Linked DNA regions of Homo sapiens: region 2 is linked to region 1. Evidence: read pairs that join two places in POLR2A ChIA-PET (ENCODE). Cell type or tissue: CD4-positive, alpha-beta T cell. All regions are shown on one strand.

Region 1 (4,000 bases):
TGAGCTGCTTCTATATCTTTAGCATATTCTGTATCTATGTAAAATTCACATAAGATTGTATGACTTTTATAAAAAACAAAAAGACATCTTTGATTAATTTGTCTTCACTATGAATACTGATGTGATGTGTTACAATCATCCTGAAAAGGAGGCTAACAAAGGACAGGACTGAGTCTGTCTTGAGGTGAGTGATATGATGGAAAGAATGGATTTTCCCCCACCCAACTCATTTTTGATATTACATAAAGTGAAAAACATTAAATAATTCACCAAAGTATCTAGATTTTTTTTTGTTTTTGAAGTGCAAGGGAAGTAACTTGACCTTTGTTAAACACTTTGATCATGGAAAACACATAAGGTTCTCATCTTATTCCAGGAAGTGTAGACACTAGATAATCTTTTCATAGTCATCCAAAAAGCATATTAAGTGAACCAGGTAAATCCATCCTACACTTTTTATTCCAGAGACAAGTTGGCTAAACTTTGAGGAGACTAAAACAAAACAAAAAAAAATTATTGTTTGGTTCATTTGATAAATGTGGATTCCAATCATATAATTTAGGCCAAATATTATACTTTGACTTCTTAGACTTAGATTTCCAGATAGTCTGGTTTATAAAATAAGATTTTAACTATGCTTACTAAACTCTATGTATTTCTACTTTCCAATGACCCATGTTCTTATTTTCTGAATTTACTTATTGATGCTTTAGGTATGATAAAGGTATGTAATGGCTAAGGAAACATAAATGAAGCATAAGACATCAGTTGAGAGTTTTGACGGAAAGGAAGTGGTGATATGAAGGAAACAGATAAACCAAAGAAAAAGGAAAAGGTCAGGGAGCTGATAAAAGTAACTTGAAGAAACTTTAGTGCAAATGTTGGATTCAGACAATCGCTACTTTTAAAGTACTTAAAGAAGTCAGTCTTTGAAATCTTGCCCGGATTCCATTCCAGTTTCATCATTGGAGACTTCCAATGATGAAAAATTGGGGAAGAATTACCTTCCAAAGCCTCAGTTTCCTCGTGTGTAAAATGGAAATAATAGCAAGAGATATTAAATGAGATGATTCACTCATCGATTCATCAATTGTTTATAGAGCCCCTGCTAAGCTAAAAACTGTTTTAAGTGTTGACACAGTGGTAAAGAAAGCAGAAAGTGTAACTACTTTTATGAAACTGACTTCCTAGTGGTGAGAGATAACAAGAAAACAAACAACAAATTGAGATAACTTCAGTTATAGATAAATGCTGTGAAGAAAATTAAGTAGTGTAATATGGTAGAGTTTAATCTGGCCAGACCCAGATTTAGGGGTGAATGCACTTTTAGACAGAGTGATCGGGGAAGATCCTTATGAAGAAGAATCATTGAGCTACCTGTTGGCTGACAAGAATATGGGGATCCATGTGAGGGAGACTGGCAAGAGTAAAGGTTATCTGGCAAAACCAAACAAATTGGTAGGTTCGAGGCACAGAAAGGTCAGGCATCTGTAGTATGGTGAGTAAGAACTGAGCAGGTTGTGGTGAGGCTAGAAAGATAAGCAGAAGGCAGGTCCCACAGGGCCTTGATGGAAATGGAAAGAGCTTGAATTTTACCTGAAGTATAAAGGGAAGGAACCATTTTAAGTTCTTAAGTACAGAATAACCTAATCTTCTTTCTGTGTTGAAGAGATCACTTTGACTGTTATGAAGAGAATAGATTGGAAGTAAGGCAAAGCCTGGAAGCAGTTATGAGGAGACTGAATGGGAGGATGGAGAAAGGGGATGGTGATCTGGACCAAGTGTTGGCAGTGCAGGTGGAAAGAAAGGAAAGACTGACATAGAATTAAGAGAAGTGGCTGCATGGAAAAGACAAAGACATTTTAGAGAATGACTTTTTTTCCCCATGAGCACTGGGATGGGAAAGAGCCAAATTAGGGGGTCAGAAATCCAGAGTTATGTTTGGGCTGTTATTGATGTCTGATTTTCATTAGGTGGTAGAGAGGTCAAGAAATCCGTTGGAGATAAGAGGCTGAGGCCCATTCAGTAGGTCTCAACTGGAGACATAAACATAGGAGTCATTGCATTCAGATGGAGCTTAAAGCTAAGGGACTGCATGTGACAGTGTAAATAAACATGTAGAGAGTAGCAGATGACTGGTTTCTGAGCCTTGGGAAACTTCATATTTGGAAGAGACACAAGGAGGAGCTAGGAAAAGATAGTGAGAAGAGGTAGCCAGTGAAAAAAAGTAGAACTATACTTTGCTTTGAATGTTGAAAAGGGTTGGCATTATAGTGAGAATTCAGTAAATTCCACATAAAAATCTGAATTTATGTCTCCCCTAGAAAGGTTGGTTGTGAACATGCAATTGGTAAATATCTCTATTAACTTTAATATTGTTACAAAAGTAATATTAAGGAATTTATAATATTTGGAAGAATTAGATGTCTTTACCTAATATATCCCTTGCTAGCTTAACAATTAGAAAAAGAAAGAGGTACATCTTAACATAATTTGTTTTAATAAAAACTACAGAATATATTGAGAGACTAAAGAATTAGAAATTTAACTGAAAATTTCATGCAAAGGTAATGCTCTGTTGAACCATTTTGTAGCTTATGTTTTGTTTTGATACATATTTTAAAATATTGTTTAAGACAATACTTGAACAGATTGGGATTGTGTGTGTGTGTGTGTGTGTGTGTGTGTGTATTGGTTAAATAACTGGTTTATTTTTAAACTGAAATTAAACCTTCCATTTCTTTGAGAAATTTAAAAAGTAGTTGTTATCAATGTGGCAGATATTAGGTAGAATCTAATATCGTGAAAATTAAACTGCACATAAATAGATATAAATCCTTTTGTCAGTGTGTGTATATCTCTGTGTGTAATTTTGATCTCAGGCTTGGCAGGTTTCCTTAAAACTTTTTTTTAGAGCTACTTAATTTTGTACTTACTGGTGGTTAGCTAATAAGAAAAAGCTAATAAAAAATAGTGCTTACTCTGTGCCAGGCACTTCTGTTAACATTTTATAAATGTTATCTCATTTAACAAGCTCATGTCATTGTATAGTCTAGCTTATACTTGTCTTTAACATAAGCAAATTTGTTAATTTGTGTTTCCTGATATTATCATAAAATTTACTGGTTGTCATATCCTAAAAGGGAATAGTTCAATTTAATTTTCCTTGTTCTAATTTTAAATACAGTACTAAGGTTGAGAAAGAAGGGGTCAGGAAAGGGAAGTAACATTGAGTGTCTCGTGTGCCTGGCACTCCATATGATGCTTCAATGCACACCAGGCTATTCAGCCTCAGATTTGTTTCTACATTGCTTCTAGTTCTACAGATTATTCAACGAATGTACAATCCTTGGTCACTAGTCTTAATAGGGAAAACAGAATTATGGTTAAAACAAAAGAGTAAGTAACTTAAATATGATCTATCGGTATTTATTTTGTATTATGATATTTTGCTTAAGTTGAAAAAAGGGCGCATCAGGTGTTTTGGCAGTTTACTGTGATCTCAATAGTGAGAATGTATTGAAAAATCTCAGTACAGGAGAAAGCTGTGCAGCTTTCTCTTCCTGTCGCTGCTTAATTTTCATGTAGATATAAAGCCGCAGTTTAAGCACATCTGCTTAATCCTTATTTAAAAGACTAGGAGAGAACTAGAAAGGGAGGGAGGGAGAGGAGGGGAAGGGGGAAGAGATTGAGAGAAATCTCTCCCATATAACACAAACACTGTATTAGTGTGTGAGAAGCAGATAATCGTGCATGTAGGCACTATCATTTGTGAAATCAGAAAGCATAATTTACTCCCAATGCTGAATAATCTAGTTGTGTGTAAGCACCAGAGAGATATTTAAATACCTATCCAATAAAAGATAATAAAAGCCTAGCAAACCTAAGTAATCCATTTTCAGATGTTAATCCAATTACGTAAACAAATATTACCCTTTTTTTTTTTTGGTCATTGTTTCAAGGATAAAGTGTAAATGAAAGAAATAGCATTCCATCTAGG
Region 2 (4,000 bases), 53 kb after region 1:
CTGCATTTGTAATTGGTAGACACCTGCAAGCTCAAATCAAAGCCATGTTCAGAACGTGCATGCATGTATCACTGCAGAAATACAGACTCTGCCTGCAAATGTGAGACTAATCTCACATCATTGAACTGATGACCCCAGGGATCTTGACAGAAAATAACCCAACAAGCTCTTGAATAGAGGGCAGCTCATATTTCTTTTGCTTTTTCCATGGCAACTAGCATAGTGCTAGTCATCTAGTAGGAACCAAATGAATATACATTGATTGCCTGTGCTGTAATTCTGGATGTGATGTTGGGCAAAGGTGTAAAATACATTAGGTAATTTGAAGCCTGAAAATGGAAAGTTCTAACCTAGTACAATGTGCAGTTTCTTTGGCTACAACACTAGATTCTATACCAATTAGCAACTATGTGATTGAAAAATAAGAGAATGATGCCACTGTAATGTGGAGTTTGTTGGATTTCAAGCCAATTTGATTTTTCCTGGCCAGGGAAGCCTGAATTGTGAAAGTAGAATTGTAACCTTCAGCTGGAAAGGAAGAAAAAGAAAACCTTTGAGCTCATGCTGTGGCCCAGGCAGGATCCCATTCAGCTCTATTTTAAGAAAATTAAAACTGAGCACCTGCACCCAGGGATCCCTCCCCAGAGAGGTGTGTGCCTGCAAGGCTCTCAGCATGTATCAAGTTGCACTTCCTCCTGTGCCAACCTTTTACACTCAGAGCTCTACCTCCATCTACATGGTCTCAGCACCACTAAGACAGCACCAGTCTCTACTGCTTTGATGCATTTTTTATATTGCCTAAGGCAGCCTGCAGCCCAGAGTCTTAGGCTTCTTGGGCTGTCCAAACTATATATTTTTTTAAGTTGTGCTCTGATTATGAAGCTGCATAGGTTTCCAGTTGTCTGCCCCTAAATGCATCTTTCCCATAAGCCCTGGTATTTTTGGTACAGTTCTGTAGAATGCATGTGTCGTGGTATAGCAGAAGTGCTTGAAGATTTGTTTCTCTGCCTTATCTTTAGTAATTGTGTTTATGTTGGCTATCTGGCTATTGCCCTTGCGTGACAGACACAAGTGACAGTGCTGATGGCCCTTCTGATTGCAGATGTCCCAGGAGAGAGGAGTACAGCCAGCACCTTTCCTACAGACCCAGTTTCCCCATTGACAACCACCCTCAGCCTTGCACACCACAGCTCTGCTGCCTTACCTGCACGCACCTCCAACACCACCATCACAGCGAACACCTCAGGTCTGACTATGCTGCTCTAGTAGTGTCTTCAGTTATAGATAATGAAATGGAAACTCAAAACTTTAATGTAGCTCTTTTATTTTGTGCCAGATATTATTTGTAGGTTTCCCATTTTACAAATGTTCACGTATCAACACCAAATTATGCAAAAGAAACTTGCCAGTAAGCTTTTTCTGGGCATATTTTATTTTACTATTAATATTATAAAAGTCCATGGCAAAGAAGAATCAATAATAGGCCTTAATGTCATATAGCTCTGGGATCAAATCCAATTTCTTCAACTTCGTAGCTGATTACAGGGCAAATTACTAATACTTTCTGCATATCAGATTTGCTTTCTGTAAAAATGGACATAATAACACTCCTTTTTTAATTATGTCAAAATAATTAACGTGATGTCTGAATATGTAAAAATCTGGTATGTAATAAATATTTTAAAAGAGTAATTGTGACGCTTATTAGAATCCAAGTATGGAAAGCCGTGAATGAAAGGGAAATGAATAGTCTGAGGAAGATTGCATATCATCAACTAAGAATTATATCAAGGAATGAATAGTTTTCCCTCAATTTATACAATGTTTAGTTTAAATAACTTGAAATAAATCTTTGATTCACTTTATTATTTTAAAAACAAGCGAATGTCAAATCAAACGAGGACTCCTAGAGCAAAGATGCCAATAGGAAATTATCTTTGCTAAAGAGTTTTTCTTTCACCTTTTAATATAACGAATTAATTAGCTTTTATTCTTCTATTCATTTTCTTGCAGATGCCTACCTTAATGCCTCTGAAACAACCACTCTGAGCCCTTCTGGAAGCGCTGTCATTTCAACCACAACAATAGGTGATATTACCCTCAGTCAGGCAGCCACACCATCCCCATGTGCCTGGTGATGTGCTCTCACAAGGGCCTTCCACCCACTCTACCTCGGGCTCCTTTCTTTAAGTTGCATTAAGTGTTTGAATCCTGAGGGTGATGGAACAGCAGGAAGATATTTCTCTGCTTAGCAGTGCAACAGCTGATGAGATCAGGATGTAATTGTTACTGTCATAATTCATCAGAAAGCATGTGTGAGAAACAACCACATCTACTAGAACTTTTTCTCACAGGGGTTTAGGTCTTAGTAAGGAAAAGAACAAGCCCATCAAAGGGGCTGTCCATTGCAAGTGGTGAGCATCAGACGGCTGATGGCAGAGTTCCCGTTAAGCAGTGAGAGGGCGTGGAGATAAAGGAAAGAGAAACTGAGGAATGGCTGCAGCAATGGTGGTATCTGTGAATCAGCAAGTAAGCTGATCAGAGCTTGCAAGCCCACAATTCTCCTCAAATTCTTCCAACCCAAAATCAAGATGAGCAGAGATCTCTTAGCTTACACAAAGCACATGTTCTCCCAATTATTCAACTTAAATGCCTACACTCACACAAGATACTGCTAAATTTGTTGACAGAGCAATTTGTTACCCTGGATCTAGTAGATGTGCAAAGAGCTTACAAAAGTTAATCTAGAGAATGAAGCAGTCTTTGCATTTTCTCTGACTTTTTTTTATGTAAATGAAAAGTATAAACTTCGTACTATGGGGGTTATAATTATATAAATTAACATTGAGATTAATCAAAATATGAAGACCTTTAAAATATTTTTGGCTGTGTGAATCTTCAGCCATGTTGCCATACCGCCAATTAGATGCGTACCTAAAAGTCTTAATATTGTTAATTGTATTTATTGGGTATATTTATGAAAAATTTTATAGAATTAGCTCATTCCTTTATAATGCTTTAAGTTTTGAAATGAAAACCTGTACTAGGCAAATCCTTCATATTCTGTTAAATCTAACTAGATAGACTTTATGAAGTAGAAGTATTGTAAATCAGCTTTCCCAAAAATGACATGGCAGATATTCTAAAGCAAAATTTTAATAATTTACATTTTTTTTCTCCATTACAGCTACTACTCCATCTAAGCCAACATGTGGTAAGTTTATTTACTTAGAATCAGCATACCTCACTTTGGAATAGCACTTTAATTACATCTTTCTTTATTCCAAGCTTTCAGGACCCACTAGTAAGCTAAACTCACTGGCTCTAATTTCTCACCGATGACTAGTCTCAAATTAGTAAAAAATTACTAGCTACACATGGACATAGAGTTGGGAATGATAGACACTGGGAAATACAAGAGCGATGATGGAGGGAGGAAGACAAGGGTTGGGAAACTACCTATATTGGGAACTGTGCCTACTTGCTGGGCGTCGAATTCAATTTTACTGCAAACCTCAGCATCCTGCAATATACCTTTGTAACAAACTTGCACATATAACCCTGGAATCCAAAATAAAAGTTGAAAACTAAGTTTTCCAGTTAGACAACTTTGGTAAAGCCACTTAATTTAATTTAGGTATTTGAAAAAAAAATGGAATAACAGCAAGTTTGTTGGTGAGGGGGAGGGGGACAAGGATTCAGTGTGATGATAAATATAAAATGTGGATAATACCTTCAAAGCTTATCAAGAAGAAAAATCTCTCTTTTTCTCTCTCTTTCTGTCTTGCTTGTTAGGGGCTGGCTCAAAGCAGATACTTGAAAACAGTTTGTCTCTCTTTTTTTTTTTCTCATTTTCTTCCTTGATTCTCAGTTGAAGCAAAGCGGTTCTTCATGGTCAGGGCTTATTCCTCCATTCATTTCTAAGTCTAACCACTGGAGTCACTGCCTTCAGTAGCTTTCCATACATTTAGTGTAAAGAGTGGCCTTCATATGTCTGTTT

Evidence for each region. ChIA-PET counts read pairs that join two places held together with the same protein. Peaks named below come from ENCODE experiments on the same cell type or tissue, not always from the same donor. Only the 100,000 strongest peaks of a DNase experiment are listed, where the experiment ranks them.
Region 2: POLR2A ChIA-PET joins it to region 1 with 5 read pairs; 10 of 35 experiments call an interaction of 5 or more read pairs at or near these places.

What each region holds. Positions count from the first base shown.
Region 1 is chr1:198,648,634-198,652,633 of GRCh38, forward strand. The region is part of intron 2 of PTPRC (protein tyrosine phosphatase receptor type C); the gene reads left to right. Among named protein-coding and RNA genes, the nearest start is that of PTPRC, 12 kb to the left of the region's middle. In CD4-positive, alpha-beta T cell, no CTCF peak of the experiment used is centred here; DNase peaks (open chromatin) are centred at 1,508 and 3,257; H3K4me3 peaks cover 4,000 bases; H3K27ac peaks cover 4,000 bases.
Region 2 is chr1:198,701,285-198,705,284 of GRCh38, forward strand. It overlaps PTPRC (protein tyrosine phosphatase receptor type C), which reads left to right. Exons shown (of 33, transcript NM_002838.5): 6 at 1,103-1,246; 7 at 2,014-2,088; 8 at 3,188-3,214. Among named protein-coding and RNA genes, the nearest start is that of PTPRC-AS1, 36 kb to the left of the region's middle. RefSeq lists an enhancer at 302-851. In CD4-positive, alpha-beta T cell, no CTCF peak of the experiment used is centred here; no DNase peak of the experiment used is centred here; H3K27ac peaks cover 353 bases.